Linked DNA regions of Homo sapiens: region 1 is linked to region 2. The links are chromatin contacts, found by Hi-C or POLR2A ChIA-PET in ENCODE. All regions are on one chromosome and are shown on one strand. The core of a region is the stretch at or near the end of the contact, and the rest is flanking DNA. Distances in the headings are between cores, read along the strand shown.

Region 1 (5,600 bases), core at 2,421-4,920, 110 kb before region 2:
TATGTTTCCAACTATGAAAATTAACATGTTATTTTCATTTAAATCTTTGAAAATTTAGAAAACTGTGAAGAATTCAGTCACTCTTCCTGTCACCATCTGGTATAATCCTGCCTATGACGTTGGTATATTTTTCTCCATCTACACATGTTGTTTGGCACCCATGATATATTGTGTACATGGTTTTATGTTCTGTTTTTCATATGAGAAACATGTATTGTGTCAGTGGAAAACTTGTCACAAACATCAGTTTCTTACAGAATAATATTTTATCATATGGATGTAACATAATTTGCTAACTATCCCACTGTTATTATATTGCTTATACTTTTTCAAAAACAAATAATGTTGCTAGGAACGTTTTGGGGCAGACATAAATCTTTTTTTCTTTACTAGAGGCTTTTTGTGTGTTGTTTGCTTGCTTGTTTGAACCTTGTTTCTCAAAAATGGAACCATCCAGCTTGCTCTTGGAGGCTTTTGTCATCCAAACGCCACTCCTAATGTTAAAGTCTAGGAGATAGTGCAGAGAATGTTCTGGAGGAAAATGACAGCTTCCACAAGTCTGTAGGATAGATTCCTCAGAAGTAGAAAAGCTGAGACAAAGGGCACGGACATACATTTGGCTCTTCTGTTGCCAATTTTTTTCTTCCAAAACGTTGGCGCAATTTACACCTGCCATGTTAGAGTGGCTATTTCACTTCTCCAGGCCAGTACTGGGTTTTCTCTCTGTCTCTTACTTATTGTTACTTATTACTGACTGTTTCCTCTCCTCTCTGCCCTCACCTTCTCTTTTCCCAAGTAACTTAATGGACAAAATGTTCCCTTATTTTAATTTGCATGATTCTGATTTTTACTGATGTCAAAATTATTTTCCCAAATATTATTTGCTGGCCACTGATATCGCCTCTCTAGTGAGCCACTTATTTTCTAGATGGCTAACTTGTGCTGGAGTCAAACCTTAATGTCTACTCTAGTTATTAAATGAGTGAAGCCAACTGGCCCAAGGGGTACTGCTGTCGTTCTTTTGGCTTTATTATTACCTATTTACTAACCAAATGAACCAACTGGTCACTGTTAAAAATATTTCTGGCTAGAAATACAGAATGTTGAAACCACAGGTAGCCTTCTCATTATATCCTACATTGGTAAACACCCCGCCACAGTCTAATTTTGTGCCCTGTAATTTAAGAGGAAAGTGAACAACGTTTACTTCATAAAAGAGCAGTAACAGAAGAATGAACTTGAAACTGCCCTTATTTAATTGGTCAAGAAGCTCTAGAACCGTGTGTCGTCTAGTGCTTGCTGGCTCTTTCCTCTGGGTTTAAGTTTCATGAATGTTCTTGACAGCCTTTATAAATGATCATCAATATATTTGAGATAGTAAACCTTGGAGTACAGGGACTGAGTCAATTCCCTTGTTACCATTCTGCATAAATAGGTACTTTTTTTTATTTTTTATTTTATTTTAGTTCTATTTATTTATTTATTTATTTATTTATTTATTTATTTTTGAGATGGATTCTCGCTCTGTCACCCAGGCTGGAGTGCAGTGGCGTGATCTCAGCTCACTGCAACCTCCACCTCTCAGGTTCAAGTGATTCTCCCACCTCAGCCTCCCAAGTAGCTGCAACTACAGGTACCCGCCATCACACCCGGATAATTTTAATATTTTTATTAGAAATGGGGTTTCACCATGTTGGCCAGGCTGGTCTTGAAATCCTGACCCCAAGTGATCCACCCGCCTCGGCCTCTCAAAGTGCTGGGATTACAGGCATGAGCCACCATGCCCGGCCTACAAATAGATATTTTCTGAGCATTCTGTTTAATTGTATATCGAGATGGTGGCCATGTGTAGTGGGGAAAAAGAAAAATGGGTGGGAGAATTTTTGTAAATGTATTTAATTGGAAAAAAAATACTGAATACATGTTGATAAAGGAGAAGACTACAGATGCCAGTATGAATCTCTGAATGAGAAAATATTGAGAAATCTTACTATGATGTAACCAAGCTCTGGCCTAGATAAGAAAGGCAGTAGCGAACTCTAAGCTTCCCTAGGGATATAAAGAGATCAAAATTGAAAGGGAGACACCCTGACATAAATGTCTAAAACAGCAGACTCCCTGTTTTCCTGTGTTGTGTTGGCCAGATCTCTTCATTAACTATCTCCCATGCCTCCCCAGTATCAATAGTGGTTCATAATGATGACCTGGGGGCACAGCAAGATCTTGAAGTGCCCTCTGACTCATCAAAGAAATATTAAATTAAATGTATTTTCTGGTGGCCTAATTCTTTTAAAATTGGTAATCCATGTGTGGTATATATGATAATTCCCTATTAATTCAATCTTTGATTCAACCAGAGCAATATTTGAGTTATCCATTTCCCAACCACAGGAAAGAGTTGACGGTAGTTTTTAAAATGTAGTCAATCGCATCTCTATTGTATGTTGCCCAAAGAATTTACATAAGCACGGCAGAATATCCGTTGTTTTCTTGCTCTGTGATAAAAGTTCATTTTTAAAACCTCAAATTGCGATTTGTCAAAGTCCATTTGCCAGTTCTTTAACAATTTCAGCCAAATTGTAAATTGTATAACTGTCTGCATCATTTGCATACATAATCATGTTAGAGTGATGGTATAATCTGGGCACATCATTTATGAGAAGAAGGAACAATAGAAGCCAGCTTTCCATTCTTGGGATACTCAGAGTAATTTATTACAAGGCTGATGTTTTCTTTCTAATTTCCACCAAATGATCTCTTTTAGAATGATGAGCGCTAAGGACTGCTGTCCCTTGTGTATTATTTTTACTGCTTTCCTAATCTTGAATTGAAAGCCAAAATGAGCACCATGTTACAAAGCTGCTTCATTCACGCACACACACACACTCACAGCCACACGCGGTCATTTCAGTCCAAATAATATCACAAGAGTTCAATGAAACATCCTCCTCAAATGGTGCCCCATGTTAAATTAATTTAATCTCTGGATCTCGTTATTGAGGATTCTTTTTTCTGTGCATTGACAATTTGCCAATTGCTCGCTTCCTATTTTTAATCAATCTTGCAGATAATTTACCAGCTAACTAAATCGTTTTACTGGCCTATCATACTTCTGAACCCAACAGAGAGCAAAAGTAAATACAATCAGTCTTGTGTTGCGCCATCAGAAATTTATGATGACCCCAGGCAAGTAGCTTTCTGCAAGACTAATTTATGTATAGTCATATCTGTCACTGTGGCACTTGGACATGTCCTAGGCTTTTTTATTAGTTATTTCTAGTAACAACCCTGTGAGATCTCAAGGTGGGTTAGATATACCCTTTCTCGAGAGGCCTCTGAAATTGCATTAGATACCTACATTTTGGGACTCAGCCCTTCACTCAAGAGTATGGTCCAGACCATCAATCAGGGTCACTTGGAGTCCTAGGACTCTGAATCTCTGAGCAGCCCACACTCGTTATTCCACTTGCTAGTGTCTTACCCCACAATAAACACTGCAGCCCAGAGAGGAAATCACCTTCCTGGGGTCATAAAACAATTTAGTAGTAGTAAGATTAGGCTCCCTTGTAAGTTAATGGTTAATACAGACTCAGATAAGCATGGATTGAAATCCAAACTCAGCAGTCTACTCATGCAACGACTATGGGCAAGTTGCCTAACTCCTTTTGTAGCACTTTCAACCTCTTTAAAATGAGGAAAGCCGTGACTACCCTGCTGAGGTTATTGTGAAGGTTCAACTAGCAACAGCTCCCCATCCAAGTGTTGTGCTAGGCTATTTATGCTCTTTGCTGTGTTTAATCTGCACTATATCCTTGCAAGGTGGAAGGTTCCTGATACAAGGGGTATAGAGCTCCCAAGACAGCAGGGTTCCCTCAGGGACTGGTACCAGTCCATGGCCTGTTAGGAACCAGGTCACACAGCAGGAGGTGAGTGGCAGGTGAGCAAGCAAAGCTTCATCTGTATTTACAGCCATTCCCCGTCACTCGCATTACCACTGGGCTCCGCCTCCTGTCACAAGAGCAGTGACATTAGATTCTCACAGGAGCACAAACCCTATTGTGAACTGCACTTGCGAGGGATCTAGGTTGGGCACTTCTTGTGAGAATCTAATGCCTGATGATCTGTCACTGTCTCCCATTACCCGCTAGTTGCAGGAAAACAAGCTCAGAGCTCCCATTGAACCTACATTTTGGTGAGTTGTATAATTATTTCATTATATATTATAATGAATATAATAATAATAGAAATAATAATTTCTATAATAATAATAGAAATAAAGTGCACAGTAAATGTAATGCGCTTGATTCATCCCCAAACCATTCCCCCTACCCCCGACCCATAGTCCGTGGAAAAACTGTCTTTCATGAAACCAGTCCCTGATGCCAAAAAAGTTGGGGACCACTGCAGTGGAGAAAACCACCTCAATTGTCTTTCTTTCCTGTCTAAAAACCAACTGTTTATTTACTAAAAAAAAAATCTTGAAATTCGGAGAGGAATCTTTTCCATTCAAGTTGTAAAATCATAGGTTAACAGAGTTCAAAGTAATTTTGGCTTAACATACTCAAGTGCAGGCAGACAGCAATTGATGAAGCTCTCTGCTAATTCTTAGAACAATTCCAGCTTTCATATACCAGTCTGAAACTCACCAGACCCAACTCTCTCCCCTGAGGTATAGATGGACAATTGTCACTGGCTCAAATGGGAGTCATGCCCAGGTACCACTGAGCATTTGTAAATTAGTGATTTGATACACATAAGTCTCTTAGTACAGCCTATATACTGCAGTAAGTGCTCAGTAAGTGTTAGCTAGTATTATTACTATGAGCATTCACCTATCCCCAGCCCACCCAGCTCAGGTTAGATGGACCAGCTTTTTAAATATCCAAAGCTAGGAAGAGTCTCCTGTCCAGCTCAGAATTTGTTTGAATGGTTTTCACATGTTTTCTGGCCTAATGGTACCAAATAATTTTCCATAAATGTTTATGGAACAGAAACAAATATGCACCCACTAGGAACAAGGCATCATTAGGGATATAAAGATGGAGATTGAATTCTGACCTCAGAGAGCTTACGCTCTATTGAAAGAGAGAAGCAGGGCCTATCCATAATGCAAGTCAAATTGTGGGAATTTTAAAAAATAATGTCTGTATGTAAAGTACAAGAGGACTGGATGGGCCATGGAACTTTCTAGAGGAAGTGACATGAAAGCAGGGCCTTGAAGGATTAAGTCATCCTTCCTTCCTTCCAGCCATTTATCTCTCCACCCACCCTTCCTACTGAGTGCCTGGCAGTAAGCAAAAGGAATGCAAAGTCAGTTGATGCATAGTCTCGACCCTCAAGGCCATTCCAGGCATATGGAAGAGATACACGTGTGGGTCAGTGACTCCTGGACGACGGAGTAGATGCTGATAAAATAGGCACCAAGAGGCTGTGTGAGCATGGGGGAGGGTCTCCTAAATTAAAAGGAGAGATCAGGGAAGGCTTCCAGGAGGAGGTGATGCTTCAGCTAAATTTAGAAGACTAGGCTGGGAAGATCAAGAAGAGGGTAGAAGATAGGAACGAAAAAGAAAAAAAAAAGTTATGTCAAGGCGTGGAGGCAA
Region 2 (5,803 bases), core at 2,493-4,992:
CTTCCAACCTTCTTGGCCCGGGGCCAGCATCTCCAGGCCCCTCTCCACCCTTGGCTCAATCACATCGTCTTTCCAACCAGAAGCTTGTTAACTGTTTTCCTGTGCTTTTATTCAGATTTCAAGGCACCCTCTGTGTGTTAAACTTCAAAGAAAGTTTGCTACAGTAAGTGCAATGTTGTAACAAGTGGAAGCTCCTAACAGCTCTGTTGAAAATGGTTTATTAAAAAGAAGGGGCCGGGATTCTTTTCCCCCTCCACCCACCGCCTTCTTTCAAATGAAATTGCATTTGTGTCTGAATTAAGTTGCCCGGTATCAATCCTGAAGTTTTTAAAGATGAAAAGCAGAACAGCCACACAATATTTAAAATGTAAAATGATTACCAAATGGCATCAGGCCAATGTTTATGAATCATTGAATATGATGATAAAATCATAAAAAATAATCACCAAAAAGTAAATAAATTACCCAGCTTACTGCGTACTTTCACGTAAGGTCTGACACAAAAGCTGCAGCCATGAATGATTTATACCTGTTTTAACAATAATACTCATTTTACTGAAAGATGGTCAGCACTTGGGCCGCTGTGGGCAACATGCCAGTTGTCGAAAGGTTAATGTTTCAGCAGCAATACATTAAATTATGAATAACACCAGTCCCAAAATGGAAGGTTATTAGCTCAGTCTGCTTAATTAGCCCAGCTAGAACTTTGCCATCTAGTAGCAGTGCCCATTACTTCAGCAGTAGCTAAGATGGGGGCTGGCAGTGTGGGATTCTTATGCCAGACTGGGGACAGGGAGAGGCAAGATGGGTGTGGGATGTCTTTTATTTTCTTTTCATCCAGTATAATATTAAGAGAAGCATCCCAGAGCCAGGCGCAGTGGCTCATGCCTGTAGTCCCAGCACTTTGGGAGGCCAAAGTGGGAGGATCACTTGAGCTCAGGAGTTTGAGACCAGCCTAGGCAACACAGCAAGACCCTTGTCTCTATTTAAAATAAAAAGTAAAAAAAGATAAGCATTTCAGAAGCTGGTTTTCAGGATTTTTAACTCTCCCATGGTTTATCTATGAAGACTTCACAGAAGGAGCTGCGCACAGTGGCTCATGCCTGTAATCCCAACGCTTTAGGAGGCTGAGGTGGGCAGATCACCTGAGGTCAGGAGTTTGAGACTAGCCTGGCTAACATGAGGAAAACCCTATCTCTATAAAAATACAAAAATTAGCCGGACATGACGGTGTACATCTGCAGTCCCAGCTACTCAGGAGGCTGAAGCAGGAGAATCACTTGAACCCAGAAGGTGGAGGCTGCAGTGAGTCAAGTTCGTACCTCTGCACTCCAGCCTGGGCAAAAAAGCAAGACTCCATCAAAAAATAACAACAGCAACAACAACGACAAAAAACACTTCACAGGAGGAAGGAGCAGAAATTGTTAGGGAGGAGCTTGGTCCTTGGTCCTTGTTGGTGTGGACCCACCGTGATCTGGTTCTACATGTGTTTGTTGCTGCTACACCTGAGCCCCACCGAAGTAGCATAAGGTACCATCCACTTTGGCGCCCACCGTGACCCGTCAGCACTCATCCAACACAGGCATGTATTGGGCAGCTACTTTGTACCTAGTACTTACAAAGTCAGGAATAAGACAAACACATTTTTAATCTAAGGGAGGGGACAGACAACCATGTTAAACAATCAACTATGCAGTTATTGCATTAATTACAGTCACATGGCTGTTATGAAGAGAAGGTTTACAGGACCAGCCCCTGGACTGGAGTCAGGGTAGGGGTTCTTAGAGAAGGCTTCTTACTGTTCAGATCTCTAAAATGTGTGAGTAGGAATTAATTGGGTGAACTTCCAGGAAAGAACCTTCCAGGGAGAAAAATACCTAAACTATGCCTGTGTTTCCAAAAAGAATGCTGCTGGAGAAAGATCAGGCATTATTTTCAAAGGTATATTGGAAGAGGATTTGCCTACCTGGGCTATAAGAAAGCTATTGAGCGCCTAGCTTGTGTGTGCATTTGTAGGGGGTTGGGGGGGTCCACACTCAACCCCACAACTTTCCCTCACCCCATCCTGCCTTTGCCCTGCCAGGTGCTCCAGTTCTAAACTCTTAAGTTTTCAGCCAGGAGCAGGGCCAGGACTCACCCGTGCCATGCCGGCTACATCCCTGCTAGAGCTAAGCTGTCTGCACCACCGCCCCAGCTCTACTTAGTACTATTAGTAGCTTGTTTTTCTAAGCCCTAAAATTCATTTTCTTTTCCCGCCTCGCTTCCAGAAAAATAAATAAAAGTGAACACATCACTCATTTAAGACGAGGAATGGAATTTAGGTTGCGTTTTTCTTTCTATTTTTATGATTAGTTAGAATTTTCCTGGGAACGCCGCCAGGAGGGCATTATGGTGAGATAATGTCCTGTATTTAATCAGCGCTGTAATGGCGAACTGTATTCTGTGGGGAGAGGCCGAGTTCACTCATCCTTCTCCGTGCTGTCTGTTTGCAGGAGACGACCGGTTAGCCCAAGATGAAGACAAGGCCGAGAAATGGCTGGGCTCCAGGCTTGTGTGACAGCCCGAGAGTGGACAGGGCGCAGCTATGACTCCATCTCTTCTTACAGGACCTGGAAGCTCTGAGAGCCCTGGAACCCCCAAAAGAGCTGAGCGAAAGGGGCCCTCAAACGGACCAAAGTGATCAGCTGTGGTTCTGCATCTGCCAGACTTTTTCAGGGTCGTCCCCTGTGGCTTTCAGACGTCTGTTGGCCTGGGCACACTTCTGGCTTTCAATATGCATCTTTCCCCTTTGCAACCCAAACACGATGTGCAAAGGGTGGCACGTGGCCTTTGAGTGAACCTGGAAGTCAACGCCAGGTAGGACCGGATCATTCCCTTACCTCTGCATGCGCGTGGTCGTCCAGAGTTTCCCGAAAACCTCTGCTGGAGGTGAGGGCTCGTGGTTTGCAGCTGTCGGGGTTGTTCTTGTTTTCAGAGTTCTTTGATCCATTGCTGAAGAATGAAGGGATCTCTGGGAGGGGTCAAATAGCAAAAGGATATGTTAGAGAGATGTTTGAAAGGATGGAAGAAAACAAGGGCCCGAAGAAAAAGGAGAAGGGATTTCACCTCCAGGAAGGGCACACAGAGCATAAACGAAGGGATACAGGTTGGCTTTTCTCTGCAACTAGCATGGGTGGCTGGGAAAACAGGAGCGCGTGGGACACACACAGCCTCTCAGATTTACTGTTGTCCCTATTAAACTCCGGGTCTGCATGAGCCGTCTGTTCAGGTAAGGGCAGTGGAGAGCACAGGATGCCCCAAGCAACCCATAAATAGCAGGGTGAAGACAAAGTGTTTATTACTTAGCCTCATGAAGCCCATATAAGCGCTCTCCCAGAGCGCGAGAGAGCAAGAGCATGTGTAAGCCAGCCCGCGTGTGTGTCCCGGGAGTGGGAGCCCCAGACACGGCGTTCGCGCTCGGCTTGATTCTATGAAGGCGTCTATTTGATGGAACGTACTGGAACAGTTCATAGCCAGCCCAGCAAACCTTGTGTGGAGACAGAGCTTGCTTTTTCTCTTTCCTTTTCCTGTTTGCAGTGAGAATGAGGCCTTTCTCTCCCCGGCCCTTTGCTCTCCCCACAGTTGTCTCACGAGGTCACTTCCTGCTGACAGGCTCCTTTCAGTGCAAGGTTTGGATGGAAACAATACTCCGTTTTCTGGGGGACTGGTGAGGCTCTGGGCCTCACCAGGCTGTCTTAAACTTAAATGGGATATTGTTTCAGTAGGGCTGACAGTTTCTTCAGACAACTGGCTCTATGTGATGCAAGACTTTATCCTTTTTTGTGTGTGCATGTGTAAATATATATATGGTATCTTCATACCATCAACACGCAGTGGCAGAAAGGTGGCTTATGATCATGATGTTTGCTTTCAAGTCTGGTTCAACTACGCACTAGCTGCGTGTTCTTGGGCAAGTTACTAAGTGACTTTCCCTTTTTAGCTGGGCATTAGTGTCCTTAATTCACACTAGCCTGTCTATAAGAAATCTTCGAGCTCAAACATTCGTTGATTCTGTGATTGCAAGACACTACATCACTATGTTCAACAATGAACTTAAAAGCACTTTCTCTGAATAGCTAATATATCGGCAGAACCAATTTCTAAGAGCAGTTAAGGATATGTGCTGAATGTTCTGTTGAATATCCTGAATACTGAATGTATTGGTTTGCTAAGGTGAGGGGAAAGTAGAAGAGACCTATGTCATCACATTCTAGCGTCTCGAAATACCCTTATAGATATTCTCAGGGTTTTCAGCTACAGTGATCCTTGTGGCCATTGGATAGTATTTTGAAAATTAAGTGGCACTGTCAAATGCTATATTTTGCGAATTTCTGAATGAAGACTCAGCTCGACAAACTCTTTCATCCCATGAAGATCGTAAAATAAATGAATGCAATTCACCACAACTAAGGTTAACTATTTGGGGTCATAATATCAAATATCAGGGTCCTCAGAGGAAACTGACAGGATAAAGATGGGATTGAGCAAGGCTCAGTCTCTGAGATGCTAGGGACCATTTGACATAGCCAACCTCAGGCTACTGCTGGCCAGCTCTGCAGAAGTGTCGCCAGCACAGGAGTGTGTGCTGGCCTTCGAGGAAGGTAAGTCCCTGGCTGATCCAAGAAAGAGGGATTCCCTGGGGTTCCGCCAATAGGCACAGTGGGAATCACAGCCCTGCAGCCACTGAAAGCCATTGCCAACTCCTTTGTTGATCTCCATAAGGTTGTCTCTCCCAGGCTTACTGCCAATGCCCCTTTTGGAAAAGCGTGACACTGCTGGCTGCCTGATTAGTGGTCTTTACTGCTTTTTTTTTTTTCCCCGCTTTCTTTTTTTTTTTTTCCGAGACGGAGTCTCACTCTGCCGCCCAGGCTGGAGTACAGTGGCGTGATCTCCACTCACTGCAAGCCCCACCTCCCGGGTTCATGCCATTCTTTTGCCTCAGCCTCCCGAGTAGCTGGGACTACAGGCACCCGCCACCATGCCTGGTTAATTTTTTGTATTTTTAGTAGAGACGGGGTTTTACCGTGTTAGCCAGGATGGTCTTTATCTCCTGACCTTGTGATCCGCTAGCCACAGCCTCCCAAAGTGCTGGGATTACAGGTATGAGCCACCATGCCTTGCCTTTTTTTTTTTTTTTTTTCAATATGGGATCTTACTCTGTCTCCCAGGCTGGAGTACAGTGGTGCAATCATGGTTCACTGCAGCCTTGACCTCTTGGGCTCAAGTGATTCTCCCACCTCAGCCTCTCAAGTAGCTAGGACTACAGATGCACACCAGTACACCTGGCTAATGTTTTGTATGTTTTTTGTTTTGTTTTTTTTTTTTTCTGTAGAGGCCAGTTTTCACCATGTTGCCCAGGCTGGTCTCGAACTCCTGGGCTCAAGCAATCTGCCTGCCTTGGCCTCCCAAAGTGCTGGGATTACAGGCATGAACCACCACGCCCCACCCTTTACTGCTTCTTTAACATCCAGCCCGCTTTCCCTCCCTTTCTTGCTTCCATAGACATTTATTGAGCAAATACTATGTGATAGGCACTGTGATAAGCACGTGGCACTCATATATTTAAACAAATGGTCCCTGAGCTCAGAATACTTTTTGCCTTATGAAAAAGATAACCAAGTACACAACAACAAATGTACTTTATTTATTTATTTACTTAATTTGAGACAGGGTCTCTGTCACCCAGGTTGGAGTGCAGTGCCACCATCTCAGCCCACTGCAACCTCCGCCTCCCAGGCTCAAGCCATCCTCCCACCTCAGCCTC

Evidence for each region. A loop is a pair of places that touch in the nucleus more often than their neighbours do. ChIA-PET counts read pairs that join two places held with the same protein, here RNA polymerase II (POLR2A).
Region 1: POLR2A ChIA-PET joins it to region 2 with 10 read pairs in activated CD4-positive, alpha-beta T cell. The contact joins the enhancer-like site here to the promoter of HCCAT5 in region 2. A Hi-C loop is called at or near these places in 1 of 168 maps with a recorded cell type or tissue (gastrocnemius medialis). POLR2A ChIA-PET finds 5 or more read pairs at or near these places in 2 of 52 experiments (activated CD4-positive, alpha-beta T cell and activated naive CD8-positive, alpha-beta T cell).

The regions. Positions count from the first base shown.
Region 1 is chr16:73,202,926-73,208,525 of GRCh38, reverse strand. It overlaps a transcript of ZFHX3 not described here. Among named protein-coding and RNA genes, the nearest start is that of ZFHX3-AS3, 27 kb to the left of the region's middle. Within about 2 kb of position 3,670, at least 4 of the 41 ENCODE cell types and tissues checked have a DNase peak (open chromatin) inside an H3K27ac peak, as active enhancers do.
Region 2 is chr16:73,090,288-73,096,090 of GRCh38, reverse strand. HCCAT5 (hepatocellular carcinoma associated transcript 5) reads right to left here and starts at 3,742. Exons shown (of 3, transcript NR_027756.1): 1 at 3,106-3,742; 2 at 2,880-3,010; 3 at 2,317-2,627. It also overlaps a transcript of ZFHX3 not described here. RefSeq lists enhancers at 2,137-2,637, 2,638-3,138.